Linked DNA regions of Homo sapiens: region 1 is linked to region 2. A link is a loop called in an ENCODE intact Hi-C map of the cell type or tissue named here. Cell type or tissue: IMR-90. All regions are shown on one strand. Links, peaks and the distances in the headings refer to the core of each region. The heading gives the core; the rest is flanking DNA. Region 1 holds the start of LOC101927238 (a long non-coding RNA gene). Region 2 has its middle 30 kb from the start of LINC01080.

Region 1 (16,018 bases), core at 3,217-11,216, 180 kb before region 2:
GGAGACGGAGGTTGCAGTGAGCCAAGATCGTGCCACTGCCTTCCAGCCTGGGTGTGACAGAGTGAGACTCTATCTCAAAAAAAAAAAAAAAAAAAAAAAGTCACATCTGTGGGACAATCTTTAGGAAAATTACAAAGCAAATACAGTGGTTTTGATTTCAAAAGTTTTTAATAATGGACTACTATAAAACAAATATGGAATCTCTATATTAGTATAAATATAAAATTTTGAATAATCAGAGTACACTCACATTTTAAATTAAATGGTTTCAAATTGTTTGAAATTATAAGTAGTTTATATTTAATATTTGAACATCTTAGTTTAGACCTCATTGCATATCTGGTAAGGATTTTTCTAAATTCAGTTGTGAAGAAATGAACTAATGTAAAATTTCTATAAAATCATAAAGGACAGAGCCAGTTAGTACATTAATATTATCTAAGATAACATTAATAATTCCTATTGTACATTGAATGGTGGGTAGGTTCTAAGCACACCTAAGTTCGAGGCTCACTACTTTTCTCCAGATTTACAGAAGACACAGTGGAGGCAGAGGAAAGTTAAATAATTCATTCAAGCTCTTATACAGAAAATGTGGTGGAGCAAGAGTTAGTACATGGAACCTTGATATAGAATGGGTTACCAACATTTAATGACTATGTGCCTTAGATACTATTTTTTTTCAATTTTAATAAAGAAATACAAGTTAACACTTGAAAATTATTTTTAAAAAATCAGAGTACAAAATGACATGCAATAAAAATTAATAATTTCCTGACTCATGCTTTTTTCTCATTCCCATATTTACTTCTTAGAATTACACCTTTTTTTTTTTTTTTTTTTTTGGAGACAGGGTCTTACTCTCCTGCTCAGGCTGGAGTGCAGTGGTGTGACCACAGTCCACAGCTGACTGCAGCCTTGACCTCCCTGGGCTCAGTTGATCCTCCCACCTCAGCCTCCTGAATAGCTGGGAGCACAGGCTTGCACCACCACGGTCAGCTAATTTTTCTATTTTTCGTAGAGATGGGGTTTTGCTATGTTTCCCAGGCCTACACTTTCAACTATTGATATGTTTAGTTTTTCTGGTGGTTATATACGTAAATACAAATAATATGCTTATACCATTATACCTTGTTTGATCAATTTCAGTGTGAAAATGCCTCCCTTTTGCCCCCATCCTTGACTTAATAGTTGAATTCGCACTGTATTTCACCTTTGAGAAAATTACTTCTCGGCATTTGAAAAGCCTGGACCCAAAGTTTCCTTAGCATCCAGGATAGCTGATGGAAAATCTCGTCAGTCTGCAGTGTGGTCCTTCATCCTTATAGGCATTTTCCCCTTCTCCCTAGACGTTTTCAACACCTCTATTTAGACTTAATGTGCTGAAAATTTCATGAAGATATATTTTGAATATGGATTTTAAAATTCATGTTTCTCAAAACATGTCAGACTTTTTCAACCTAAAGTTGTACATTCAGTACTGGGACATTTTGTTCTAATATATCTTTTTTTTTTTTCCTTTTCTCTTTAATACCAAATACCAAGACTTCAAGTGTTCTAATATATCTTATATAATTTCCTCTTACCCATTTTCTATTTCCTATCTTTTTGGAACTTCTATTAATTGAATTTTAGACTTTTTGGAATGATTCTCTATGTTGCATATCTTTTTCTTTCAATGTTTTACTTCATAAAACATTGCAAGTCTTCTATAACTTTATCTTCCACTCATTCTATTGATTTTTCTTTTAAGTTTGGCAATTTTGTTTTTAATTTCTAAGAGCTCATTCTTTTTTCTGCTTCTATTTTCATGACGCTCATGACATAAGCTCTCAAATTTCTTTGAGCATAGTAATTAAAACACTTTTTTTCCTGTTCTCTGAATTATGTTTATTTCTTTATCTTACTCTTTTTAAAAAAGGCTTTCTTTTTTAAAATACAAGGTAGTACAAGAATGGGAGAAAATATTTGCAAACTATGCATTTAACAAAGGTCTAATATCTAACATCTATAAGGAACTTAAACAAATGTACAAGAAAAAACAAACAAACAATCCCATTAAAAAGTGGTCAAAGGACATCAACAGACAGTTTTCTAAAGAAAACATATCTGCGGACAACAAGCATATGAAAGAAAGGAAAATCAAAATGACAATAAGATACCATCTCACACCAGTCAGAATAGCTATTATTAAAGTCAAAAAATAACAGATGCTGGTGAGGTTGCGGAGAAAAGGAACACTTATACACTGTTGGTGGGAATGTAAATTAGTTCAACTATTGTGGAAAGCAGTATGGCCATTCCCCAAATTGCTAAAAACAGACCTATCATTTGACCCAGCAACCCCATTGCTGGGTATACACCCAAAGGAATACAAATTGTTCTACCATAAACGCACATGCACACATGTGTTTATTGCAGCACTATACAAAGACATGGAATCAACCTAAATGCCCATCAATGGCAGATTAGATAAAGAAAATGTGGAACATGTACACCATGGAATACTATGCAGCCATAAAAAGAATGAGATCATGTCCTTTGCAGGGACATGGATGGAGCTGGAGGCCATTGTCCCTCCTAAACTAACATAAGAACAGAAAACCAAGTACTGTATGTTCTTACTACAAGTGGGAGCTAAATAATGAGAAATCATGGACACAAAGAGGGAAACAACACATACTGAGGCCTTTTGGAGGGTGCAGGGTGGGAGGACAGAAGGGATCAGGAAAAATAACTAATGACTACTAGGCTTAGTACTTGGGTGACAAAATAATCTATACAACAAACCTCCATGACACGAGTTTATATATAACAAACCTGCATATGTACTCCTGAAACTAAAAGATTTTTTTTTGAAGTGATAAATATAAGGTAGTATGGCATAGCTTTCAAGAATGTAGAGTCTGAGACTCAGATTTCTGGATTTCAATTTCAGCTCTATCATTTATTAATTAGGTAGTTTTGGACAAGTAATTCAACTTCTATGTGGTTTAGTTTCCTCAATTATAAAACATTGATAATTATAGTACCTGCTTAACATACTTTAATCCTAGTAGGATTAAATGAATTAAAAATATCAAGACATTGGCCAGGTGTGGTGGCTCACACCTGTAATCCCAGCACTTTGGGAGGCAGGCAGATCACCTGAGGTCAGGGGTTCAAGACCAGCCTGCCCAACATGGTGAAACCCTCTCTCTACTAAAAATACAAAATTAGCCAGGTGTGGTGGCGTGTGCCTATAGTCCTAGCTACTTGGGAGGCTGAGACAGGAGAATAGCTTGAACCCAGGAAGCGGAGGTTGCAGTGAGCCGAGATCGCACCACTGCACTCCAGCCTGGGCAACAAAGCGAGATTGTTTCAAAAATAAAAAAATAATAAAAAATAAATAAATCAAGACATTGAATGAAATCTACTATATAGGAAGTACTAAGAAATCATAGCTATAATTAACGGTTTTCCACATTGATCTAGTGATTCGTGATTAACTGCTCTTAGTGAAAAATGAAGGCCTCCTATATCACAGGTGGTCAGCATGGATATGGGTAGCTGTACTGTAAATAAGTCAGCTTCCACAGTGATTTCTCTCCACCTCCCTCCACTCCCCAAAGCGGCTCGGGATGCAAAGGAGGTATATCAGCTCCAGTGGCGGACTTCACCTGCAGAGGACCAGAAAGCAGCTTGGCCCTCCACTGCAGAGGGAGGTGAGTTTATCCTCCTGGTCCATACTGAATGGTTAGCTTTAAACAGGAAGCTTGCTCACTCTTTGAAGATAAAGCCCTACAGTGATTAGCCTGGAGGTAAATGCTGGGCTGTGGTGTCAGTTTTTCTGCCTGCAGGAGGGGTGGAGGGGACTGTAGGTGAAAGTTGACCTAAGCCCCTTGTTTTTGCTTCGTTTCTCACTCCTGCTCTCCTAGTTGTCAACTCTGAGCCCATAGTGCTACTACCAAGAGAATGGCCCACTAAGCTTCCTTGTGGGCATTCTCTGGAATGCGCGTTCTTCCCCTTTGTTTCTCTGCAGCTTTCAGCTGCTCATATCTACCCGGAATTTGTTGACGTCTCTTGTCTGCTAGTGAATACGCCTACTCCCTACCTTCCCTTTATTGTTATCAGTTTATTCTTTTTCCCACTTCCTTTGAGTCATTTTAATGTGATCTGGGGGCAAGGTTTGTGACTCAAGAGAGACATACTTTGTGCTCAGAATAAAATGTTGATCCCTCAATCCCCCTACTCCTCCTGTCTCTTTTAATTTTAGATTAAGTTTTACAATTATCCTGCAAAGGAAATATTACTATTCCAGTTCTTCATATGAAAATGAAGAAAAGCTTTAGTGTTACTCTGGATCACGTGACTGGTAAGTGATGACACCTGGACTCAAATTCAGATCTTTCTAATAAAAAATCACAAATTTTTTCCTCTAAGATCCAAGAATAGGGACTCAATATGAGGATAAACATGATAAGTACTTAATATTAAGCATTTAGAAGAAAATCAAAATATTAGTTATACAGATTTTAACACTATATGGACAAATTACTAAGATTATTATCTGAGTTTTTTAAAAAATTTAGGGCATGGATTTCTTTATGCATTGCTGGTAATGGTGTTGGGATTCTATAGTTATGGAACCCATGACAGGGAGGATTTTGAGTCTTAAGACTGGAACACCTGTGGCATGTTCTCTTCCTTTACCCGTTCCAGGCAGTGTTTATTATCAGTTCAGATATAAGCATATCTGCCACAAAGAGACCTGGACTTTTTATTCTGCTCCAAGGCCCTTTAGGTGGCAAAGGCCTTCAGCCATGTTCCCCAGAAGCAAACGCAGTATAGATGTAGAACCAGTCAGTTAATTCAAAACCACCACTCTAGCAGAGGTCTGAATTATAATTTCAATAAGAGTCACCTTTTCTCGGTCACGGTGGCTCATGCCTGTAATCCTAGCACTTTGGGAGGCTGAGGCGGGTGGATCACCTGAGGTCAGGACAAGACCAGCCTGGCCAATATGGGGAAACCTGTATCTACTAAAAACACAAAACTTAGCCAGGCGTGGTGGCAGGCACCTGTAATCCCAGTTACCCGGGAGGCTGAGGCTGAGGCAGGAGAATAGTTTGAACCTAGGAGGTGGAGGTTGCAGTTAGCCGAGATCACGCCATTGCACTCCAGCCTGGGTAACAAGAGTGAAACTCTGTCTGAAAAAAAAAAAAAAAAAAACCATCAACAACAAAAAACAAAGAGTTATCTTTTCTCTTTCTAAAACATGATGAGAAAAATGTTAAAAAGTCTGAAGGGAGTATGGATGTATGGTGAAAATACTGCTAAACATAATCCAATAACTCCTTGGATTTAGATTTGAAAAAATGGATATGCTGTTATTAGTACACCAAAAGTTATGTTTTACTGCAACTCACAACAATCTCTCAGTAAATGCAATCTGAGATGGAAAGGAAATTATCTCTGTATTTAACCAAAAATGCAATATTCAACTGTTCAATTGAGCCTAGTTGCCCTGAGTCCTGTGGTTGAGGAAAGTCATCAAACTATAGGGTACTGATTCCTTGTTACTTTTTGGATGAAATTTGTAAGTTTAGCATTTACAAATAGAACTTTGCTGGAAGATAGAGCATGCGTGTTTCTTCTGAGACTGGTGGCTGCAGCTGGACTTCTTCCTCATGACCACATTGCCGTTAAGATCAAACTTTGTCTGTGATTAGTTATCAAGAAAAATATACGGTTTTGACAATATGACTTAGCAACTTGAAAATCTTGGCTGGGTGCAGTGTCTCATGCCTGTAATCCCAGCACTTTGGGAGGCCGAGGCGGGTGGATCACAAGGTCAAGAGCTCGAGACCATCCTGGTCAACATGGTGAAGCACCGTCTCTACTAAAAATACAAAAATTAGCTGGGCATGGTGGCTCATGCCTGTAGTCCCAGCTACTCGGGAGGCTGAGGCAGGAGAATCGATTGAACCTGGGAGGCAGAGGTTGCAGTGAGCTGACATTGTGCCACTGTGCTCCAACCTTGTGACAGAGAGAGACTCTGTTTCAAAAAAAAAAAAAAAAGAAAAAAGAAAATCTTCAGGAGTTTGCAGATAAATCAAACTTGAGAAGCAGAGATATAAATATTCAGGGAAATAAATGATAGAAGAAAAAAATTCCTAACTAAATCTGAAAATATGATGAATTGATCCAGATCTCTAATAAGACAACCTATTAATACAATGTTAATACTAGTTTCCTGCCCAAAGTCACTGGAATTTTTTCTTATATACAAAAGGGCTTATTTTATTTCTCAGATATAGCACCTACTTGGTATGCTTAAACAAATAAAATTCTAGTTAATTAACGTGTGATTTTCTCTCTCTTAGCTGAAATATTTCAGTAGCCATTCATTCTATTTATTAAGATTGCTATACTTTAAAAAATTTAGATATACAAATCTGTGTATGCGTAAGAAGTAAGAAATGGGGCCCAGCTTTTGTAAAGTCAATGAATGACTACAGTTGAAAGAATACCCATGTATTTTAACAACTAGTGCTGTAGCCAAAACATGTCTGCTTACATTCTTTATTTCTCATAAGTGGAATTTCTTGTGAAAGGTTTTGTTTGTTTTGCTATACTCAGAGAAAAATGCACTCATCGGCGAGTTGGACAGGGAATTTTCTGAAAGAATAAAAAGCACATGTTCTGACCATCACCACCTGTCTTAGTCTCAGCTCAAATTTGAACCCAAAGTTTAAAGCACTTAAGAAGCATCTAAGTTTATTACTGTTGTTTATGATACAGTGGCTTCTGATTTTAAGAAGACAATCAAGGAGCCAGGAGTTGCTAGAAAGCAGTTCACTTACAAAATATAGGGGAACCTGGGTATCTTCACTTGCAACATGCATTGTAATGGAATCAATATCTCCTATCTTTTGTAATGCAGTATAATTTTATACCTATTTCGGAATGGCTACTTATTGTAGGATAAATTGGTGTTGACCTATGTTGTTCAAATACTTTGTATGTGTTCGTACAGTAATATAGTCGTGTTCAAAATAAATCCCCACTGTAATCTGTCCATACTCAAGTTGGAAAAAAAAATCTTTATGTTTGGTTGATTTACTTCTACGTCCGCTCTATAAGTGAGAATAGGACCTCCCCCACTTCCGCCCGGTTTTAGAGCTCAAATGTGTTTCAGATTAACCTCTCAAATATACAATTCAGTTAACTTGTTTAAAACATATTGATTCCCACTAGGCATTTCCACCTGGGAGGAACTGATTTCTATCTAAGTATGTAAACTTTTGCTTTTCCCCTGGCCAAACACACACACACACACACACTCACACATACAGTCACACAGTGAATGTTTTCACATTGAAACTGAAGATGTAAATGAAGGCCTGCAGTCTCTGTCTGGTTCTAGTTACAAGGTCTGTTTGTTGACATCACAGATGAAGGCCTGCTGTGTCTCTGGCTCTGTCTACTCCATTTCCCCTCTAATTAGGCTTTGCCCTCAATTAAGTTAATGATGCAACTTTCCCTATAGATCATTTGCCCTTTCAATCAATTAACAGAATATGAAGGGTGCATCCCTCCTTGGCTTGGGATTCATTTGCCCGAGGGCAGACTGTTCCGCTCCCAGAAGTACCACATAAGCAAAAGCAAGATGTTTACTATATCACATATTATCCCTGAGAAAATCAGGCCTAATAGAAGCCTTAACTAAACTGCACTTCATTATTGATTTGTGTCAGGGTAAAGAATTTATCTGAAATACTAGACCAGGTCAAAAATATTAATGGGAGTGTTGTAAATATAAGGCAGTTCAAGACAAATGTAGAGTTAATATTTTAAAACAGAAAAGACTTCTGCAATGTCAAGTGGAATTATGAAACACACACACACACACACACACACACACACACGCATACCTAAATGACCTGAACAAATACTTGAGGTTTCTATCATTTGTGGGTGAAATCACAATGGTCTCTCCCAGACAAGATTATTTTTTATTTCTCAGCCTGTACTCAAAGATTTCAGAATGCATTTAAATGTAATTTGGTTTTAAATAATAAAGATAACCACAATAAGATTATTATAGAACCCATATGTCGTCTGTACCAATATTTGAATGCTGCAAAGATCAAGATTTTAAGATAAAGTTAGCTGATGCTTTCTTAAAAGGTATGACGATTAGGTTAAAAGACAAATATGATAGTTTAGCATTTTATTGAAAGGCAGGATTGAAATAGATGTAGAACTGCAACAGGGTTCTACAAAGAATAGAAATACTAACTCTACATAGATCATAAATATCCTGTAGAATATTGTTTTGTTTAACAGAATGTGGCCATTCTGTTAAACAAAGGCATGTTTTCACATCTTTTTTTGCCCATATAATAGGTAATGCCTCTTTGTGATAAAATAGAACTTGACTTTTCTCCTCCAGCTTTATTAAATTATAATTGTCAAAAATTGTATATATTCAAAGCGTACAATGTGATGTTTTGATATGTGTAGACATTGTGAAATGATTTCCATAATCAAGTTAATTAACATATCCATCACCTCACAGGGTTGCCTTTTTGTGTGTGTGTAGTAAGAATGGTTAAGATTTACTCACTTAAGGAATTTCAAGTATTCTGTATACATTATTATAATTTTATTTATTTATTTATTTGAGACAGGGTCTTTGTCTGTCACCCAGGCTGGAGTGCAGTGGTGTTATCATGGCTCACTACAGCCTCCTCTTCCCAGGCTCAAGGGACCCTCCTGCCTCAGCCTTCCAAGTAGCTGGGACCACAAGCATGCATCATCACGTCTGGCTATATTTTTGATTTTTTGTGGAGATGGGGTCTCATTATATTGCCCTGGCATGTCTCCAACACCTGGGCTCAAGCAATCCTTCTGCTTCCACCTCCCAAAGTGCTGGGATTACAGACATGACCCACTGCGCCCAGCCTTGTGTACATTATTATTAAATAGAGTCACCATGCTGTATATTAAGTCTCCCAAACTTATTTATCTTATAACTGCAATTTTGTACACTTTGACCAACATTTTCCCATTTCCTGAATCCCTCAACTCCTAGTAACCACCCTTCTATTCTCTGTTTCTATGAGTTTGACTTTTTTAGATTCCCCATAAAGCATTTGGCACTTGATGGAAGATTCAGATAAAAAGAAATACCTCCACTAAAAAGTTGTTAAAATCTTACATTACTAACACAATCTAAGGGAACAAAAATTAGCTGGGCAAGGTGGCACATGCCTATAGTCCCAGCTACTCAGGAGGCTGAGGCAGGAGAATTGCTCGAACCCAGAAGGCGGAGGTTGCAGTGAGGCGAGATCGTGCCACTGCACTCCAGCCTAGTGACAGAGCAAGACTCCATCTAAGAAAAATAAAAATAAAAATAAATTAAAAAAATTTGTCATATTTGGATGTCAGCCTGAAGAAAGCAGGGAGTCATGGAAGGTTTTAAAGCACTCTGCATTGAACAAGCTCAGGTTATGTACACACCAGTCCAGGGATATTTAGCTTTAGCTCCTTAAGCACCAGCCATGAGTGAACACCAATGGGTTAAATTCATATTGATTCAATCTCAGCATATCCAAACCTTAACTCATGATTTCCCCTCAGAGACAATGTTCATCTTATTTCTAATTTCTCCATTTGTAGTAATGTTCTTGCCACACAGCAAAGAAACAATCATTAACAGAGCACCTTGGGGATAAAAGCAGCAAAGCCCACCTATAAAAGGTCCATTTAGACCTAGAGAAGGAGAAATGATTCAATCTAAGCCACATAGGTAGTAGGGCACAGAAATAGAATTCTAGTCCAGTTAGAAAATACTCTATAGCCATGTTTTTCTACATAATCGAAGTTAAATGATAATTAATAAAGATGACAAAAACAGTAACATTCAGGTTACTTTGGGATGTGGCACCAGGTGAGAGCATGAATCAGGATACTGAACAATACCCCAGGAAGAGATGGATGCCTTCCCTCAAGAGGAGAGCAACTCAGGTAAGAAAGAAGAAAAGTTAGGTTCCCAGAAGCCATTCTAGGGAAGGCATGCTCTATCTAGGGAGTATGAAGATTGCACTCCCTGGTACCAAAGGCATAACCCATTGCTGATACAATCAGGCTGATATTCTATAGCCATTTTGTACAATGTAAAAGCTCTTGGGCTAATGAATGAACAATTAATTTTATTACTTTCATTCCTTCTTTAATGGTTTAGAGAGTATTAACTGTAAGTAAGTAACTGATGTACAATTCAGATATATAAGCATCCAGAATTCATTGGTGATGTTTTTAAAATAACCCCCATCTGTATGTCTGCAGGCCACAATCTGTTTCATCCTTCTTCCTCTGCGAACATCATTTCACATGAAACTTCATCTGGCCTTTCTCAAACTGCTGAACTGTTTCTGGGACAGGACTGGCTCCACTTCAATTGAGTGGATGTGGAGCACTGGCGCACTAAAATTTTAAACACACACAATACTACTTCCCCCATTCACACTGAATTTAGCTGATGGTATTGTGCATGCTAGATAGCAAAGCTATAATAGATCAATGAAATATTTGGGAGCCAAAAATGTGTTGCCCTATTCAAGCAACTTCTTTATTTTCCTTCCTGTGAGTAAAAATGCCTTCCTCACTCTTCCTTTGGGTAGTCTTTCAAACAGAAGACAGTTAAATTAGGTTCCATGGCTGTTTGGTTGATCCCTTGCTATGAAGAATCAGGACAATGTCATCTCCATGATAATCTTTAATTTGCACCATTTTTTCCGTTTCTTTTTTCAGCAGTACCTTTGGCCCACAGTGTTCTTATCTTATAGAACACACAATTAGCCAGTGAAAAACTCATAACTAGTCTATCTAGTGGAGAAAAATTCTTGTGGTAAGTATCAGAAATACTTGAAGTAGGTGTAAAGTACACATCTCAACTTATGCAAATAAATTGATGATGTCAAAAACATTGATCAATTTAGAGAAGTCCACATCTTCTCATTTTCCAAACTCACCTTTGATATTACTATTTTTTTGTGCTACTTTACTTTTCATTTACATACTTCTAATATATTGTTTTTCTAGTGGCCCACTTCACTCTAGGGCTACTACCCTCACATAAGGGTAGTTAACACTAACACTAAAACTCTTTATTTTTTCTTTCTCTTCTCAAGGTTCGCATTTTTTATCTTCTGAAGGTCCCAAACAGTTCTCATGTCTTCCTTCCCCATGGAGGGCTTTTAATCTTCCTTTGTGATCTAACACCTTTTCCTAGATAATTCCTCTCAGTCATTTTATTTATTTATTTTTTTACATGAAATATTTTTTAATGGTTGTAATGATATATTTTGCATGTAAAATCAAAAAGCTTAAATATAAACTGGAATTATTTCACTAAAAATGCTAGCTGAAAGGAAAATGTATATAATTTTCAACTTTTAAAAAAAAAAAACATCAGCAAGAGTTGGAGCAGCTGAGGTGGCTCTGGGGTGTACTGACTTTATGTTGCATGAGCTCAGAGCAAGGACTGGGTGATGCCAACACAACTGAAACTTCCCAGAGTTATTTTTAACCAATATTCCTAAAACTGATGTCAGTGTATTCAAATCCTCTAAGGACTTAAAAAAGTTGGTTTTAATATTGAAGGTAATTAAGAAAAATTCAATACAAATAAACTTTAAATCACTTTTGCCAACCTCCTATGAGGTGGCATTGTTAAAATTCTACAGATGAAAAGAAATTAAGATTCAGAGATGTAAACAGATTTATAAAGTCACACATGACTAAGTAGTAGAGTCAGATTCAAACCCAGGTGTTTTGGTTACAAGTCCAAATATCACAGGGTGTCTCAGAGAGACAAAGTAGGTCTGAAGGTTGCAATTGCCGCTCCCCCCACCCCAGTCATCATTCTAGGACAGCAAAATTACACAGGGTTATTTGTTTCTATAACAGAGTATTCTCTGCTTCAGTACTTCAGAGTCTTCTGTGCAGTTTTAGGTTATCAGTTTGTCCATCCTAGAAACAACACTTACCGTGGTTTCTGAGAAATAAGGAAATGAAGGGTCTCAGATGAAATCAGGTAACTGAGACTGCTTAATCACTAAACTTAATTTTATCCTCAACTTCAAGTCATGGCTTTGCCCTGAGGCTAACTGCTTTTTACCTGGGGAGAGTGAAAAATAAAATGTGTGTGTGTTGGTGGTGGGGAGTGGTGGGGAGGGGAGGTTTAGCACTCTAGCACCAAGAGCTATAATACATTGCTACACTTTTTTGTTTGTTTGTTTGTTTTGAGACAGAGTTTTGCTCTTGTTGCCCAGGCTGCAGTGCAATGGTGCGATCTCAGCTTACTGCACTCTTTACCTCCCAGGTTCAAGCAATTCTCCTGCCTCAGCCTCCAGGGTAGCTGGGATTACAGGCGCCCTCCACCACGCCTGGCTACTTTTTGAATTTTCAGTAGGGACGGGGTTTCACCATGTTGGTCATGCTAGTCTCGAACTACTGACCTCAGGTGATCCACCCGCCTTGGCCTCCCAAAATACTGGGATTATAGGCATGAGCCACTGCGCCTGGCCTAGAATAGAACTTTTAACTGTTTTCTGGATGGTTAAGCTGGGCAAAAATGAGTAGCAGTTACGGGAGCGTGTAACAGAACACATAATTTGCACTGTGAGTTTTTTGTGTTTGTTAGATTTTCTAGTTATTAGAAAATCTTCAGGGCCATTTGTCACTCTTGCAGCAAGACTATAGGCTTTTCACATTGCTGACTATGGTGTTCTCATTCAAAGCAGTGATGTGTTTCTTCTCTTCCACCTGTATCTATTATCTGTCACATGCACATTTACATAATACCTTACGTATACATGTATATGTGTGTTTACATATGTAGAATTACCACAGATACATAGTATACATAGATATAAATCTATGTAAGATACGAATGTAAAGAATATTTTGGGCTGGGCGCAGTGGCTCACACCTGTAATCCCAGCACTTTGGGAGGCCGAGGTGGGTGGATCACCTGAGGTCAAGAGTTCAAGACTAGCCTGACCAACATGGAGAAACCCCCGTGTCTACTAAAAACACAAAATTAGCTGGGGTGGTGGCACATGCCTGTAATCCCAGCTACTCGGGAGGCTGAGGCAGGAGGAGAATCGCTTGAACTAGGAGGTGGAGGTTGCGGTGAGCCGAGATCACACCATTGCACTCCAGCCGGGGCAAAAAGAGTGAAACTCTGTCTCCAAAAAATATATATATATATATTTTATGCTGGACACAGTGGCTCATGCCTGTAATCCCAGCACTTCGGGAGGCCGAAGCGGGAGAATCACTTGAAGTCAGGAGTTCAAGACCAGCCTGGCCAACGTGATGAAACCCCATCTCTACCAAAAATTAACAAATTAGCTGGGCAAGGTGGCACACTCCTGTAATCCAAGCTACTCAGGAGGCTGAGGCAGGAGAATCGCCTGAACCTTGGAGGCAGAGGTTGCAGTGAGCTGAGATCACAACATTGCACTCCAGTCTGGGTGACAGAGTGAGACCCTGCCACAAAAAAAAAAAAGAAAAAAAGAAAAAAAAGAATATTTAAAAAAATACTCTAAAACTTACTAAATATTCAAATGACTGCTGCTCTCTACAGAGGAGTTCGATATCTTGGGAAGCCGCATAAGTCATTATGACTATAACACTGTAATTCCCACTATTTAGACTTCCTCTTTTGGGATTTCTTTCAGAACCCTTGTAATTTCAGTGAAAACAAGATTAATATACAAAGTGAATAAATTAGGCTAATTAGCATAATACTCTTTTGGTGGTGCTTGTTGTTTGGGGACAGCATGGCACAGGGGGTGTGCAGTCATTAAGGAGAGCAATGAGTGTTCATGACTTATCAACTGGCTCTAAATTACAAGTCTAACAATACAATTGACTTCCTAAAGATTAAATTGTCATCAATAGTATCCAAGTAGAAGTAAGAGAACTACCAGAGTTATGTCTGCAGTTCTGACATTTTGCTCCATTGCTGGGTTCCTATATCCAATTATTTGACATCTCCACATGGAAGATGGCCAAAACCAAACCCTTGATTTTTCCACCTCAAATTTCTCTCACCATCTTTCTCATCTCAGGAAATTGTAACACTTTCTACCAAAGACCCGGAGGTCAACCATGATTCATCTCTTTTCCTCATTTTTTTTTTCTTTTTCTTTTCTTTTTGAGATGAAGTCTTGCTCTTGTTGCCCAGGCTGGAGTGCAGTGGTGCAATCTCGGCTCACTGCAACCTCCACCTCCTGGGTTCAAGTGATTCTCCTGCCTCAGCCTCCCAAGTAGTTGGGATTACAGGCACCCGCCACCATGCCCAGCTAATTTTTGTATTTTTAGTAGAGACGGAGTTTCCCCATGTTGGCCAGGCTGGTCATGAACTCCTGACCTCAGGTGATCCGCCCGCCTCAGCCTCCCAAAGTGCTGGGATTACAGGCGTGAGCCTCTGCGCCTGGCTTTCCTCATCTTTCTAGTTGAAATCAACCAGCAAATCCTATCAACTATGTCTGTAACATATATTCTGGATCTGTACGCTATTCTCCCTAACTAAAGCTACCTGTGGCCATTTGTGTCTCTTGCCTAAACTATTTACATGAACAGCTTTTTTGTTTGTTTGTTTGTTTTGTTTTGTTTGTTTGAGACGGAGTCTTGCTCTGTCACCCAGGCTGGAGTGCAGTGACGCAATCTTGGCTCACTGCAACCTCTGCCTCCCGGGTTCAAGCGATTCTCCTGCCTCAGCTTCCTGAGTAGCTGGGATTACAGGGCCTGCCACCACACCTGACTAATTTTTGTATTTTTAGTAGAGACAGGGTTTCACCATGTTGGCCAGGCTGGTCTCGAACACCTAACTTCATGATCGGCCCTCTTTGGCCTCCCAAAGTGCTGGGATTACAGGTGTGAGCCACCGTGCCCGGCTGAACAGCTTTTTAACTTGTCTTCTTTCTTATTATTTATTTATTTATTTATTTTTGAGATGGAGTCTTGCTCTGTCACCAGGATGGAGTGCAGTGGCGTGATCTTGGCTCACTGCAACCTCCACCTCCTGGGTTCAAGCGATTCTCCTGCCTCAGCCTCCTGAGCAGCTAGGATTACAGGGGCCTGCCACCACGCCCGGATAATTTTTGTATTTTTTAGTAGGGACGGAGTTTCACCATGTTGGTCAGGATGGTCTCGATCTCTTGACCTCGTGATCCGCCTGCCTTGGACTCCCAAAATGCTGGGATTACAGGCTTAAACCATCACGCCTGGCCTAACGTGTCTTCTTTCTTTTCCACCTGCTTCCTTAGAAACTGTTCTCTACATAGGAACCAGAATAAAATTTTCGAAACATAAATTGCATCTTACCATTGTCCTGCTTACAACTCTTCAGTCACTTCCTTTTTACTAACACATACAATTCATACTCCCAAGCTTGGCACTAAGTTAAGGGACCCCTTTAAATATTTATCATAACATCCACAATCAGCCTCACACTCTGTACCCATTTTGCGAGACTCTTTTTCACAATGAATCTTCAGCCATGCTAATTTTCTTTTGCTTCCTCAAAGAGTCCAGCCTTGTTTTGCTCTGGGGCCTTTGTACTGGCTGGTCTCTCTTCCTGTTTTGTTGTTGTTGTTGTTGTTGTTGGTTTGTTTTTTGAGACAGAGTTTCGCTCGTCACCCAGGCTGGAGTACAATGGTGCTATCTCGGCTCACCGGAAACTCCGCCTCTCGGGTTCAAGCGATTCTCCTGCCTCAGCCTCCCGAGTAGCTGGAATTACATGCATGTGCCACCACACCTGGCTAATTTTGTGTTTTTAGTTGAGACGGGGTTTCTCCATGTTGGCCAGGCTGGTCTCGAACTCCTGACCTCAGGTCATCCGCCCACTTCGGCCTCCCAAAGTGATGGGATTACAGTCATGAGCCACCGCACCAGGGCTTCCTGTGGTCTTTTTCACATGTCAACTGAAACCCTCAAAGTTAGGTTGCAACTGAAA
Region 2 (16,018 bases), core at 4,897-12,896:
AAATATTTTTTCATCCCAGTGAATGTAACCTTAAAATGCAAGCTACCTTGTTAGATGGGCACAGCCCAGCCTGTTTTACTCCCTGGGGAGGGAAAATATTTTCTTAAGCATGTTTCTCTGATTCTTTTAGGCACACAAAATTAGTGAGGCATGCTTTTATAGAAGCCTCTATAACTAAATTACTTTTGTAAAATAATCAACAATAGGATATAGCAGGTGTCAGTCTTTGGCCTGCAAACAAATTATTGTTGGAATTCTTAAGGAGCTTAAGAATATCCTTAGAATACTTGAGGAGCTTAAAGGTAATTTTTTAAAATGTGTTTTAAAAGTATTAACTATCATCCTGTATCCACAAGCATAATGGCCTTAAGTGGAGGAATTAAGAATTGCATCTGAAACATGTTTGATAAAGTTAAGATGTACTTTTGCCTCCACCATCCAATTCAAATAATAATGTTGTCCAATGCAAATACTAGTTTCCAGTAACTAGAGTCATTCCTTTCCCTACACCTCTGTAACTGGACGCATGCAAGTCTATCTTACTTACTGAGGCTGCTTTCATAATTCCAGTGGGCTGGGTTCTAAGAGAAATTTTAAAACTGTTTTCCTCCCCATTAAGCCCTTTGCCATGGTTCTATAGCTTACAGCAGCCCACACCTCACAAATATGAGAAAGGGATAGTCATTAAAACTTCTGCTTAATTCACCAAAAAAATTAAAAATAAAATGGTTAGTTACTGCCCACTCCACACTGACAGAGTTATTTAATCACCTACCACATCCTTACACCTCTGATCCTACTTGTTGGATTTTCTCTGCTGCACTATCAGTGCCTGTCTTTCTCCTTATTAGTATTAATTTCACTATTTTGTGAATGCAAACTTCTAGAGTTGTTTTATGGTCCCTAACGTCCACCCATCCTACCTCCTCTTAAAAAACAAACATGAATACAAAGCAGTCAAGCCATCGGATGGAAGGAAAGGAGCTTGGAACTGAGAGAAACACTTTACCAACAGAATGTAAACCAGACACGTTAAACTCACAGTTGGCCATAAAGAACAGCCTGAGTCTGATAGAGGGACGACAGCCAAAACAGAAGGTTCTTGTGGTGAGACGGCTGATATGGTCAGGCTGGAAAAACCTCTCCATTCCTTCCTGTGGGCACCTGAATTCCACAGGCTTGCAGATGGCAAGAATCACTGAATTACAGTTCCTTAGAGTTTTCTGTGTGCTAGTCGGAGACCTTGCACATGGCATTGAGCTCAGCACACGACGATTTCAGTTCCTTGAGCAAACTCAGATAAAATGAGGCGGAAAATGTTTCTAAAATAAGGTTTTCTAGGGAGTGTTAGTAAAATGTGACACTATCCTAGTGTAATCCAACAGGTAGGAGGTTGGATGGCCTCCCAGGCCTTCAACACACTGTATATTTGAATGTGCACAAGAGGAAATGCTCTAAAGACATGCATTTTCTTTTACCTTTTAGACTAATCCAGTGGAAAAACTATATTCGACCCAAGGATCTGTATCCACACAGTTTGACAATAATTTACTTCTTTCTGGAAGCGATGAGCACAGTGTAATTCCTGAGAAATTTTAATAATGATATTTTAATTATAATTAAGTGAAACCTAGCAAAGTTGGCTGTATCTGGAGGAACTCCACTGTGGGAAACAGATTCTTAAGGTAATTTTTTTGTTTTATATTTTATCCTACACAGCCTTACCTAACCTAAAATTTCTCAAGGTTAATTCAGCACCAGGTGGGTACTCTCGTTTTTGTCTATCTAAAGGGGGGAATTTGAGATAATGGTTGACATGTCAAAAAAGTGGCAATGTAAAATGGGGGCTAATCTTCAGAATGAAGTGTTCCCCCAGAAGGTAAAGCTGTCAGTGATCACCTTCTAGAAATTATTATACTGGCATCCATGACCCTTGCTGAGAGGATCTTGATTGAGATTCAGAGTATCCAAGGAACACCTTGAAAATGTGGGTCATACAATGTCATAACATTTGTAAAGGGGTGCATGATCCAAACTTATTAAAACCTAACATCCAGAATCTCTTAAAGTTTTACTTTTCGTTGTGTGATTTCTTTCCTCACCAATTTCTTTTCCAAGGGTGTGCTATTATTTCTCCTACTGTCATTACTTCTCTCATTCAATTCAGCCTACTTCCACAAGCTCTCATTTTGTAGTAATTAATTCATTCAACAAATATCTGCTAAGGGCCTGTTACAGTGTATGTCCTGGTCTAAGTGCTGGAGAAAGGATAGTGAAAAGAAAAGCAGATCCATTGCCTCAAGAAGCTAATGGTCTAGTGAGGGGGGTGTAGTAAAAAACTAGAGGGGGTGTAGTAAAAAACTACGGTGGCTCACACTTGTAATCCCAGCACTTTGGGAGGCCGAGGTGGGCGGATCATGAGTTCAGGAGTTTGAGACTAGCCTAGACAATATGGTAAAACCCCATCTCCACTAAAAATACAAAAATTAGCTGGGCATGGTGGCGTGCGCCTGTAATCCCAGCTACTCAAGAGACTGAGGCAGAAGAATCGCCTGAACCCGGGAGGTGGAGGTTGCAGTGAGCTGAGATCACACCACTGCACTCCAGCCTGGATGACAGAGCAAGATTCCATCTCAAAAGACAAACAAACAAACAAACAAAAACTAGAAGACACCTGCCTGGGCTATGCAGCAAGACCTCGTCTATACTCAAACTAAAAAAGATAAACCAGGCATAGCGGAGAGTGCCAGTAGCCCCAGCTACTCAGGAGGCTGAGGTGGGAGGATTGCTTGAGCTCAAAGTTCAAGTTCAAGCACTGAGCTACAATTGCACCACTGCACTCCAGCCTGGGTGACAGAGCAAGATCCTGTTTCAGAAAAAGAAAAAAAGCAACAACAACAAAACTAGAAAATAAGTAAATAAGATAATAGTGTATTTGAAGGAAAGAACAATGACCAATGTGGCTGGAACAAAACAGGTGATGGGAAAGCATCCCAGATGAGACTAGAGACTAGTGGGGAGGTCAGATCTTCTAGAATGTCATAGGCCATGTCATACACTCTGAAAAAGAGTTCCAATGTTTGGGTGTTTTTTTTTTTTTTTTTTTTTTGGTTTTTTTCCCAAAGTCCACTGAGAACAATTAAAGTGTTCTAACCTATGATATGATCTAATTTGCAATTTTAGAAGATTGTCCTGTTTTCTATGTGGAAATAGGCAGAAGGAAGGGTCACTAGAGAGGGCAAAGAAATCAGTGTGGCTGCCACTGGAGGAATGGAGGATGATGGGTCTGTGATGAGGACAATGACAGTAAAGATAAAATGAGTTCAGTGGATTCTGGGTATGCTGCTTAAGTAGGACTGAAGAGCCTGCTTATGGTTTAGACATGAGGCATAATAGCAAGGTAAGTAACCAGGATTTTATCTTGAGCATTAGCTTCATCAGCTGCCAAAACAAATAAAATAGACTGCAGGGCTTAAACAACAGAAATTATTCCTCACAGTCTGGAGGCTGAGAAGTCCACGATCAAGGTGCCAGCCAATTCATTTCCTGGAGAGGACCCCCTTTCTGGTTTACACATGACTGCCTTCTTGCTGTGTCCTCACATGATGGATAGAGAAATCATCTCTTATGTCCCTTCTTATAAGGACACTAATCTCATGAGGGCTCTACCCCATGACCTAATTACCTCCAAAAGTTCTGCATACAAACAGCATCTACTGGGAATAATGGCTTCAATATATAAATTTGGGGGGAGGCACAAATATTCAGGCCATAGCAAGAACTTAGAGGATGGTGATGCCATTTTCTGAAATGAAGGATACATGGAACAAACAGCTTTTAAGGGATAGAGGAAAAGACAGAACTACTAATTCTCTTACATTTGAGATGCTACCACAGATGCTAAGCATTGAAACCAGAGTTCCAGTCTGGTAAATCATCAGCTTTTAGGTGGTCTTCAAGTCCATGGGCCTTAGTGCTGTCACTGGTGGAGAGGACCAGGGGCAGAATGCTGAGAGGTCAAATAGATGAGGATAAAGGGCCAACATACTTTCTAGAGACGTAAGTTGCTTTGTATATTGCGGTAAATGATGACTATGTACCAGACAGTTAAATACACATGTTCTTGCCGTTGAGAAACTTGCTATCCCATGATGGAAATAGAAGCATAAATATACAGTCTCAGATAATTTTAGTGTAGCTTATTTAGGTACTTCTTTTTTAATTTAGGGAATGAGCTGTCTCTAGTCCCCATGTGAATTAGTCTGTTTTTACACTGCTATAAAAAACTACCTAAGACTAGGTAATTTTTGAAGAAGAGAGGTTTAATTGACTCACAGTTCTGTAGGCTTAATGGGAGGCATGATTGGGAGGCCTCAGGAAACTTACAATCATGGCAGAAGGCAAAGGAGAAGTAGGCATGTCTTACCATGGTGGACCAGGGGAGAGAGAGTGAAGGGGGAAGTGCCACATACTTTCAAACACCTACATCTTGTGAGAACTCACTCACTATCATGATCAAGAAGGAAATCTGCCCCCATGATTCAATCACCTCCCATCAGGCCCCTACCCTAACACATGGGGATTACAATTCAAGATGAGATTTGGGTGGGGAAACAGAGCCAAACCATATCACCAAGGATTATGGCAGGATAGATAGATAGATCTAGAGAGAGAACAGTTCTGATCATATTTCTGCCCTTCATTTATTCACAGATATTTATCAGAATTTAATCTGGTCCAGGAACTATTTTAGGTTCTAGAAATACAATCAAGAGAAAGACAGACATAATTACTGGTGTCATGGCTCAGTAGGGAAAATAGACATTTAAGAAATAATTACAAAAATAACTTACGATTGTGATACAAGAGATAACGGATAAGTATAAGGTTTTTCTGAGAGCATATACCGGGCTGAACCTGGCCCCATCTGGTCTAGTAGGACTAGGAAGTCATGTTTTAAGCCTAGACTTGAATGATGGTTGATTGAAACTCAGGAAATTATAACAGTGAGAGAAGAGTAAGTAAGAGGAGCGGCATAAGGAAAGACACCCAGGTGAGAAGAAATTTGACACAATGAAGGAACAAAAAGAAAATGACATGGCCAAGAGGTGGTGAGGGGGAGCTCAGCTGAAACGTGGGCAGAGGCCAGGTGCTACAGACCTTGGAGGCCATTTGATAATTGTGACTTTACCTGAAGAACAAGGGGAAGTCACTGAGGGAAGTTCAGTAGGGGGAGACATGGTCAGATTGGCATTTTAGGAAGGTCACAGTTGCTATTTGGAGGAGAAGATTGAGATGACTGGAAAGTCTTCAGGTAGTTTGATAATAACCCAGGCAGAGAGGTACAAGCCCCATAAAGGCTCTCAAGAATAGGGGCTCAATCAATGTTTCCAGCCAAATTTCTATTTACCGAATAGGGAAATTACATAGAGAAATTAGATGACTGTTTTTTCCCAAACACATTTGAGGGCTTGTAGTCTCCAAGCACTTTGCTCCCTATGTTTGGAAAGATCTCTGCCTCCAGCTTTATTATTTAGTTTTCATCCACTATCTTGAAAGTATTTTTTTTTTTCCCTGAAGACATTATTGGCTCTCATTAGTGAATCTAATTTTCCTTTCTTAGTGTCCAAGGATTTCTTTTTTTAAGAATATGAGATAAAAATGTTGAGGATACATGCCTCAGAGGCCTTTCCAGGGTTTTAGCATGCCGGTAGCTGGATAGTACGAAGTTACTCTATAGAGAAAATTCTACAAGGGAGGTGGAGAATGTGCCAGTAGTGGAAGGCACAAAAGGGTCAGGGTCTGAGAAATGGTAAAGGAGTCCCAGCTAGAATTAGGTTCCTCTGTGACTAACAGCCACCAAATAACAGTACCTCAAAAGTTGACTTCTCTTTCTTGTAAAAAGTCTAGTGGCAGATAGTCTAGACACCTAAGGTAATTCTAGAAACCTACACTTGATCTATGTTTTTGCTCAGCCAAACTCAACGTGTGACTTCCATTAGATGGCTGAAGATGGCTGTTTCGCTGCATCAATGTGTGACTTTCAATAGATGATCGAAGATGGCTGTTTGGCACTGTGTCTGAATTAAGCCAGAAGGAAGGAGGAAGAAGATGAAGAAAAGGCATGCCTCTACCCCTTAGGACCACGTCTCTGAAGCTGTATACAACATTTCTGCTCTCATATAATTGGGCAGAACTTAGTCATAGAGCTACATGTAGTTGCAAGGGAAGCTATATGCACTAATGTGCTTAGTTAAACATTGGGATTCTCTTACTAAGGTACATAAGGAGAACATATATTTGGAGAGGCAACTATCCATCTCTGCCACAAGATCTGAAACAATTATTGTGAGACTATAAACATAGAAAAAAGCTCCAGAGATCAGGGGGAAGTCAGAAATTATTTGGGATTCCAGTGAATGGAATGTTGACCATAAATGAGAAATGATGCTTGGGATAATTCCTAGCGAGCATTGGCTTTTAGAGTTGGGATTGAAGTCAACCAGCTATAAAGAGCAAGACTGGGTGGGGTACTTTGAAATGTCATATCATTGTGTATGGCTTTTGTGGTAGTTACTGCTTCTTTTTAGAATAATTCTCATAACTAGGTAGAAAGCTCACCTTTGAAACTTCTGCATGCCTAATAAAATGCTTCACTCACACCCAGTTGTTTTACTCAAGCGAGTAGTTTTATGGTAACTGCATTTGGGGTAACAGTCTTACAGAAGAGTTAACACAATGGGCAGATTCCAGGTGTGCTGTCATTTGGAGGAGGCAAATCCATACAGACAAGAAGTAGATTAGTGGTTGCCTAGAGCTGGAGGAGGGTAGGGATAAGGAATGGATTACTACTGGGACTGGGTTTCTTTTTGGGGTGATGAAAATTTTCTAAAATTGATTGTGGTGATGGTTGCCTAACTCTGTGAATAGCAATGAATTGTGCTATTGTACACTTTAGGTAAATGGTATGGTATATGAGTTATATCCCCAATAAAGCTGTTAAAAAAGAATGAGAAAGACCGAGTGACTTGCCAAGGTAGTCTCTCAAATGTGTTGTTGTTTTTTCTTTGAAGCTCTTAACAAAACTTTTAAAGACATGCAAGAATCATTATGGCTCAGAGTCCTGATGGGAGTACCAGGCTCTCTTTTGAGCTGTTGTCTCTTAAAACTTGTAGCATGCCTTGTCACGTATGTTATCAAAAAAGTAAGGAAAAGAATAGCTTCAGTTCCTATTGCCCTCAAATCTGAGACTTTCAGATCAGAAGTTTAACCTAATGTCCTTGGGCATGGGAGGGAGGGAGGAGGTGTGAGGGGAGATCCACCTTAGACTTTAACCTCCCTAAAGGTGTATGCCAGTTGTAAATATGTGCTTAGTTGAATTATTCTGGGAGGATGCATCTTTATCATAGTCTCAGAGGAATTTATTGCCTCTCCCACCCCCACCCCCAAAAGAGGGAAGCTTTAAAAATATGAAGTATAAAATGCAGCATATAAAAAAAAATCGTTGCCTAATTTATATTTACTTTGTTTCACTGATTGGGAAAGAAGTGAAGAGAGGAAAAATGCTGGGTTAAGGGGGGCAGGCCAGGGTGGTGATGGAGCGACTCATTCTCAATTTCTGCAAGGAGGAAACAATATTTCTTAAGACATAGTCTAAATTAAACTTGGTAGAGGAGGAGGGACTGATCGAATGTGCTTGTTCTCTCTTCTTTCCCTGTAATCGTTTTAGGAGAGGGAATGGTTTATAGGGACAAACATCAACTCTGATGAATCAAATGAAATGAATGAGAAAGTCATACTTCATATAAACACTGCAAATCAATGTTAGCCCTCCTTACCCTCTCCATTGAAGATGCCTGCCACATGAATGATTCATGTTGAACCATCAACTCAGTACAGTCATCTGCAAGAACACCAAGGGTTTGCTTACACATAATTACTCAGAACTGAGTAGGAGGAAATCCTTGTCTCGGATCATGGGAGATAATGGAATTCCAACGAAGGATGCCTTGGCAAAGTAGAAGTACTTTCCCTTGGACCTTTGAAATCCTTAATGAGTTGAATCATGTCAAGTAACAAAATAAACAAGGATGAGAAACATCAGTTGGGTTCGGTCCAAAGTCTAGCCTGCTTAAGATTGGGCTTCCCTCATCACTGCTTAAACATTATACAGTTTTCTATCAGCCAAGCCTGTGTTTTTTTTTTTTTCATTTTTTTTTCTTAAATCAGATTTCAAAAGCCAGGCACTAGCTGATGGTAATTAGTAGGCATCGGTTGCAGTTTATTCTTGCTGTTCTTTCCAGGCATGCATAATTTTTGTGAAGAGAAAAGAAAATCCAATTACCCCCAAATCTAGCCAGTGTGGCTCATCTGCTCTTGTGTTAGATCTTTAGAAATGGTTCTTAACAATAGAAATGAAGACATATGGTACTTGAGAACAGCATCTTGCAACCTTATTTATAATATTAAGGAAAAAAGCCCAGTCAGGTGAACATTGACATCCTACTTTATGAAAATCTGACACAAGAAATGTTGATCCCATAACACACGTAACATAGAGACTTGCTCATACCATAAAGAATTTATTGGTGATTTTATTTCTAGTATCCCTCTTACATTTTAAAAGACTCCCTTAAAAATGCTTGACTTGAAGCTTTCCAGGAAAGCTTACACAGTAAAACTAAAAACATCTGATACAATTTTGAAGGACTCAGATTCTTCAAAGCAAGGAAAGTGAAAATTTCTACTCAACTTTGTAAAGGTTGGGTCTATGACAAAATATTTGATAGGTTAGATTATTTTGTTATTTAAATTACTCCTTGAAATGCTGGTTAATTTCAGATTTCATTGATCTTTGAGTTTCGGAGAGTGTTTTAGTATTGCAATAGTAAATACTAAATAGAATTTTGGTAACAAAAAATACCCTTTATCATTTGGATTAACATTTTTAGGTCATGTTTTTCTTCTCTGTATATTTATCTGTGAAGAATAAATGACATTAAAGGTGAATCATACTAAAATTGCATGTATTGTTTTTTGCCCAAGAGAATTTTCTTGCTGCAAGTAAAAACACACAAAAAAAGTTATTGAAAAAATTCAGCTTTACATTTTTAAATAAGCCCATTTTGAACCCTTCTAATACAAGCATTGTTCAACAACACTTTGTGTTTATAATAGATTTTCATTAACCACCTTGTGTCTGATAGATACACTGTTGTGTATCTATCCTGATGACTTCCTGTTGGACATGAGCAGAAGGGCACTTCCCGGGATTGCAAGACCATCTTTGGCTCCAGGAAATTTTTCTATTCAGTGTGTAGCAAGACATTGATTATGGGCAGAATTCTCCAATTATAAGAGCTTTTCTTTTTTGTCTGGATAGTAGTTTGATCATATCATATTTTTGCTAAAGGATTCCTAACAGACTCTGACACCTTATAAATTTAAGTCCAAATTCCTCAACATAGTTCACCAGGTTCTCGTCATGGGACTTACTGTCTTCCTTTCACTTCCTCTTGCAAATCAAAACCCACCCTCTGTTTCAGTCAAGGTCTTCTTCCTGCATTCATGCTGATTTCCCTCTCAGAGCCCAGGCTGTCCCATACCCATTCATCTTTTCATACATCCAGTCTAAGATTCCAAAGAAAGCATACTTTCTGGACCAGGTGCTACTCTGGGCATCATGTCAGCACAAAGGTGAATAAGGCACAGTCTCTGTCTTTGAGGAACTCATAGTTTAGGGTTGAACGTGGACATTTAACCAAATATATAAAGTAACACAATGAAGTAAGGACATTCAAGATTAATTAAGGAAGGGATTTATTTTAGGGAATGACATAACAGAAGAGGCTGTAGTTGATTTGAACCTTGAAGAATAAACAGGAGTCTATCATGAGCATTTGGATTTTGTCTGGTAAGTTTTTTTAAGTCTAGTATAGGCCTTCAAAAATATTTGTTGAAAGAGCTAGCAAAATGCTAAATGAGTTTTGGTGGTGGGGGGTTTGTTTTGATATACTTTTCTTCCCCAGTTCTGACAACAGCCTTGTGAAGTTGGTAAGGCTATTAGAGCTATACAAATAAGATACAGGCCCAAAGGAAGTTGACCCAATAAGTGGAAAATCTGAAACCACATCCATTCTTCTGACTCTAAGGCCTTTGTTCTATCTACTCTGCCTTTCTACCTCCCTGAGTGCTCTTTTGAATTTCCTGACTGCTCCCATCACAAATAAACACAGAGCAGATACTCAACAATTGTTTATTGATTGAGAGAAGCATATAACTTTGATGTCAAAATTTTAATACAGATTTTCCAAGCCCTTTAATAGCCCCTAAACTGGACTTTATATTTCTTTAACTTGGCCCGTTGACATTTCTCAGTCTTTATACTTCCTGAGGCAGGGATAAACTGCTTGCTTATTTGAAAACAAAAGCATGCAGACTATAGGCCATCAATAGTGACCGTGTTGAAGAATCTCACTCCTAAGCTATAGTCAGAATAGTGTTAGAAGGAAAAACAAGAGGCGGAGGCATGTCCACAACCATATAGGAACTTCTCAGAAGCCACTTATCTCTTGGGCAAATAATACCAATTACTCTGCAAGTTTTCTCTATAGCTCTAGGGCATGGTGTGACACTTTTTAGTTGCCCAAGTGCTACTTTCAGAGGTTCAAAACCACAGAATGGATATTCATTTCCACGACTGCATTAATGTATCTCCTTACAGAAGGAACGGAAAGTCTTTTACTCAGTGTCAAGCTTTCCCAGGTCTTTACACTTGAGCACCCGCCAGCTTTTCTACAGGCAAGTCATGGGGTCATAATCGGGGAGCAATGTTCTCCCCAAATGTATGCTTTCCTTTCAGATAACTCTCCCAGAACACCCCACTGACCCTTTGTGCCCTAGTGATGGAAGAACATTTTTAGGTGAGATGGTGTATTTTACATAATGTGTTCCCAGATGCTTTCCATGAATGACTCAGGGCAGGGTAAGCTGCATAAAATTCTGGTGCAGCGGCCGGAAGAAAGCTGCACTCTGTTTAAGCATGAGTGTTGTGTTGTGAGCAGGCTGAGTAATGATGTTCTGTGAGTGACTAGTCTAAGGAAAAGCCAGTGAGTAGGAGTCAGGCTCTCTGACTTCAAATGTCAACATAGATGGAACAAAAATGAGCAGGTTAGTTAAACTCTTTGGGCCTCAGTTTCTCATTTGTGAAGCAAGAAAATTAATGCCTATTTTTGCCCATTTGACTATAGTGGCAGGAAAGGTCATGTGTAAAGTCAAGTTGACTCTTATTTATTGAATGTTTCACAAAAGAAGCATACATGTCATCAGAGAATATGCCTGAAGAAAAAAGAGATTGTTTCAACCAATGTTTAGTGTCTGGTGCCAGGGATATGGTAGTAAACAGATGTGTTCTTGCCCTTAAGGGCTCATGTGGTAATTTAGGAAACAGAGACTAAATAATTAATTGCACATTTAATTATACAATTAAATGTGATAAGTATCACAGAAGAGAATTATGTATAAGAGTATAAGAACAGAAGAAGACAGTCTAGTCTCAAGAAAAGGTTCAGTATGGGGATGACATTTAAGTTGAATTGTGAGAGAGGAAGGGTAAATTGGGAAGTGGCAAAGATGTGGGAGATGCCTTTTTAAAAAGAGGAAGTGTTATACGTAAAGGTTTGTGAGGCAATTGCATGTGGCAGGAACCTAGAATTGAAAGCAGGACTTCGGGGCTAGGGGCAGTGAGTGTGGTACTACATGGTGCTGAGGGACCACTGGGAACCAGCTCACTTGGGGCCTTGTATGCCAAGTGAAGGGCTCCAAATGGTTATTATAGGAAGAATGAGAGACTTTACAGAGTTCTAATGAGAATGGCTTGATCAGATCTTTTTTATAATTACACTGAATGCAGGGTGGAAAATGAATTACTGAAGCGTGAGAGTGCATAAAAGGACACCCAAAAGTACATTTTAAAAATGGAGTCTACCCAGTTCCTTCCTGCCGTGTAACAGGAATCCAGGGCCACCATTTTGGTGCACTTGAATAGATCCTGACTTTTTGTCCTTTTATGCATATCCCACCACACTTAATGTTCTTATATTCTATTCTTTCTAAAACTCTGCATAAGATAAAATGTGATTATTTCTTGATTTGATGTTGATAGGTGGTAAGCTAGCCTCCCCAACTAACATAGCTATATTCTAATAGTATTATAACTATCTTTTCTCTTCATTAATATTTACTAAGAAAATAAAATCTAATTGTAGAGATAAGTTAAAGATAGATGGATGAATACATAGATATATAGACAGGTGAAATATAGATAAGTAGATAAATAGATGGATGGATGGATAGAAAGATAGATAATATAAATTAGTACGCTTTTAGCTGCAGGAAACAGAAATCCCACATAATAAGTCTTGAGGCAAAGCAGCTCCAGGTTAGTGAATTTGTTGGCTCATCATCATTTTAAGAACCTAATTATTTTCTTTATTTCTACCTGACTATCCTCAGCATATGGCAATCTCTCTCCTTTTTTAAATTGCATGTATGTTTGTGGGGTACAATGTAATGTTTTCATATAAATCTTGATGGTCACAAGCTGGTTGCAGTTGTCTTGCAATCACATCCCATCAATCCAGGGTTCTGAAAAGGGTTTAGCTCTTCCAGGTGTATTCTTGAGAGAGAAGAATCCTGTCTCAGAAGCTCCTCAGACAATCTTATTCATGTTTCATGCTAGGCAATTCACAGGGGAATGAAATGCCTATTATTTTCAATTTATTAACTCAATTATCTTAGAGTTATTACAACTCTCATCCTGGAACTGAAATTTAAGGCAGGCTTTCTTGAAGCAAAAGGCCTTGGTGACTCCCTATAGAAAATTAGGATTTATTATTAAGGAGAAAGGGGAAATGGCTTTTGGATGGCTGAGACATCAGTGGTGTCTGCTTCACATGTAAAAATTAAAGGTAAACCACAAAAACAGTCAAGCAAATGAATGATACTCAAAGTGTCATGTCAGCTTGCAGCATCAACATTACCTGTGAGGGTGTGAGAAATGTTAATCCTCTGGCCCTACTAAGGACCCACTGAATCAGAATGTTTGAGGGTGGGCCCAGAAATCTGTGTTTTAGGTTCAGCAAGTGACAGTGATGGAGAGAATAGTTTAAGAATCATTGCTCCAGAGTAAAAACATGTTTCAGAAGGTTGAATGACACCAAGCAAGGAGTTGAAAACGTGGATCAGAGCTGGGGGAGAGGGATCAGAGCTAGGAAATTTGACTAATCAATTAAAACACAGGCCTTATATCATGCTAGTAAGGGAGACATTTTGCAAGGAAGCCATTTACCATTCTCTGAATCATATTACCTTCTTTATCTACTGGTAGAACCATTTTGGCTGCCAGAATAAGACAAATGGTGTAAAGATAAGAAAATATTCTACAAAAACTATATGAGGAAATAATTCACTATATGATAAATAATTCACTGGGAATAATGCCCAGGCATGAAAGTATTTGAGTAAGTTTAGAATTTGGAAAATAGATAATAAATTCTGGGGCATAAATATGGAAATGAAAACATGGAGTGGCTGGAAGGCATGCTGTTTTACAGATCCAGAATAACAATTATAGGTTCTTTCTCTGGACATTCCCAGATGCTGATCAAACAACACTTGATACAGCTGCAAACTGCCAGCTAGTAAATCTATATGGAAATTTACAATCTACCTGGGGAATACTTTTGTGAATCTGAATTGTGGGAGTGGAGATGAAAGTTTTCATGTATTATTTTTTATTTGTATGAGTACATGTGGAAGCCACACACCTGCTATAGATGTTGCTCAAGGAAACACATAAGTCTGGCTTATAACAGGCTGAATTGTTTTCGAAATAAAAAGTGTAGAAAAGAGTAGAACAGAGTCCACAAGACCATCCTAAGCTCGTCATCTGGAAAAGGAAATGTGTGGATTTCTGTTGCTTTGGCATATCCCAACATCACGGCCAACTGAATCTAACCATAAAAGGCTTCCTTTAGAAGAGAAGAAAAGGGCAAAACAGATTCACAAGAGGACTGGAAGCAGAGATGTTAACACTTAGGAGGTAAAAGAGAAAAATAAGCTAGACATCGAGCCATAAGAATAGTCATCTCCAAAAAGCACCCTGGCTAGCCTCAACCTTGTTCGAAATGTACTTGTACGCAATTAGTTTGCATACTACTTTGAAGTTTTTGGAGGGCTTCTTCTCAAGCCGTGGTTCTCAAATTGTAATGTTTATCAAAATTACCCAGAGAGTTTGCTAAAACACAGGTTTCAACTCAGTAGGTCTATGGAGGGCCTGAGATTGTGCATGTCTAAGAAGTCAGAAATGCAGTTTGTTTGAGGACCACACATTGAGAACAACTTAGTTAAGATTTTTGAAGTTAATTTTTTTGTATTTTTTAATATTTTCTACTTTTCATTTTTGCTGATACACACACACACACGCACAGTCCTCTGACAAGACCTCTAACTTGCTTCATAGTCCAGGAACATGGGATTACTGGTGACTGAAGACAGCTAGAATAACACTAGGTTTCGTACCTCTCATGCTGATCACCCAAGACACTTACAACATTAGAAGGGCAGAGGAGGAAGTTCTGCAAGTGTAACTTTTATTTTTCATTTACCAAACAGAGGAATGAAAGTCTCTTGGAATTCTAGATAGAATGTAAGTATTATATTAGGAAGGAAATAAGGGGAAAAAGAACAAGCTATGGCCAAAAATTAGTCTGTTAATAGTTTTAGAGAATGTCATGCACCTCTAACAGAGAACTTTGGATGTATGAAGTCCTGAACATAAAGTTGACTAGTAGTATATTAGAATTAGACATGAGGCATAAGTTTATAATTTATAAACATAAGTTATGAGACACAAGTCTATCATTATTTTAAGAAGAATGATTAATTTTACCAAAGACAGCTGAAGCTGGACTAGCTGCAAAAAAATCGTATGTGTAAGTCCATTCTCACACTGCTATGAAGAAATACCTGAGACTAGGTAATTTATTTTAAAAAAGAGGTCTAATTGATTCACAGTTCCACACAGCTGGGGAAGCCTCAGGAAATTTACAATCATGGTGGAAGGCACCTCTTCACAGGGCTGCAGGAGAGAGAATGAGCCAAGGAGGAATTTGCCAAACACTTATAAAACCATCAGATCTCCTGAGAACTGACTCACTATCATGAGAACAGTGTGGGAAAAACCACTGCCATGATTCAATTACCTCCACCTGGTCTCTCCATTAACACGTGGGGATTATGGGGATTATAATTCAAGATGAGATTTTTGGTTGGGACATGGCCAAACCATATCATATTGTGACTAGGATATAAAGTTATAGTAATGTTTTAAGTGTTGTGATTCTGAAGTTTTATATTTGAAATAAAAACATAGTAGTTAGTCCAAGAACTCTACATGTGAAGATTAGTATTGCAGAGTAGCCATTTAAAAATGTACATAGGCCAGGCACAGTGGCTCACACCTGTAATCCCAGCATGTTGGGAGGCCAATGCGGGCGGATCACTTGAGGTCAGTAGTTTGAGACCAGCCTGGCCAACATGGTGAAACCTCATCTCTACTAAAAATACAAAAATTAGCTGGGCATGGTGGCGCATGCCTGTAATACCAGCTACTCAGGAGGCTGAGGCAGGAGAATCACTTGAACCCAGGAGGTGGAGGCTGCAGTGAGCTGAGATCAAGCTGCTGCACTCCATCCTGGGTGACAGAGTGAGACCTTGTCTCAAAAAAGAAAAAAAAATGTACATATGTTTTTTAAAAATAAAATTTATTTTATTTCAAATATAAAAGAGTAATGATTGAATATAGAATTTTCTGAAAATTTGGAAAATTTGACTTAAAAACATTTACTCAGTCTCACTAGAAAGACAACAAATATTAATATTTTATTGCATTTTTAGTCTTTTAAGCATCTTCTATATAATTTTGATACATAAATTTTACTATAATTTTTTACAGTGC

Evidence for each region. Hi-C counts contacts between places; a loop is a spot of excess contacts. Peaks named below come from ENCODE experiments on the same cell type or tissue, not always from the same donor. Only the 100,000 strongest peaks of a DNase experiment are listed, where the experiment ranks them.
Region 1: it touches region 2 in a loop (2.0-fold over the local background); 4 of 110 quality-filtered maps call a loop at or near these places.

The regions. Positions count from the first base shown.
Region 1 is chr13:80,206,141-80,222,158 of GRCh38, reverse strand. It overlaps LOC101927238 (a long non-coding RNA gene), which reads left to right and starts at 3,378. Exons shown (of 5, transcript XR_245450.4): 1 at 3,378-3,704; 2 at 4,256-4,354; 3 at 10,801-10,897. RefSeq lists an enhancer at 3,397-3,897. In IMR-90, for the core only: no CTCF peak of the experiment used is centred there; DNase peaks (open chromatin) are centred at 4,068, 6,558 and 7,338.
Region 2 is chr13:80,032,701-80,048,718 of GRCh38, reverse strand. No RefSeq gene overlaps it. Among named protein-coding and RNA genes, the nearest start is that of LINC01080, 30 kb to the right of the region's middle. In IMR-90, for the core only: no CTCF peak of the experiment used is centred there; DNase peaks (open chromatin) are centred at 7,968 and 11,028; H3K27ac peaks cover 378 bases.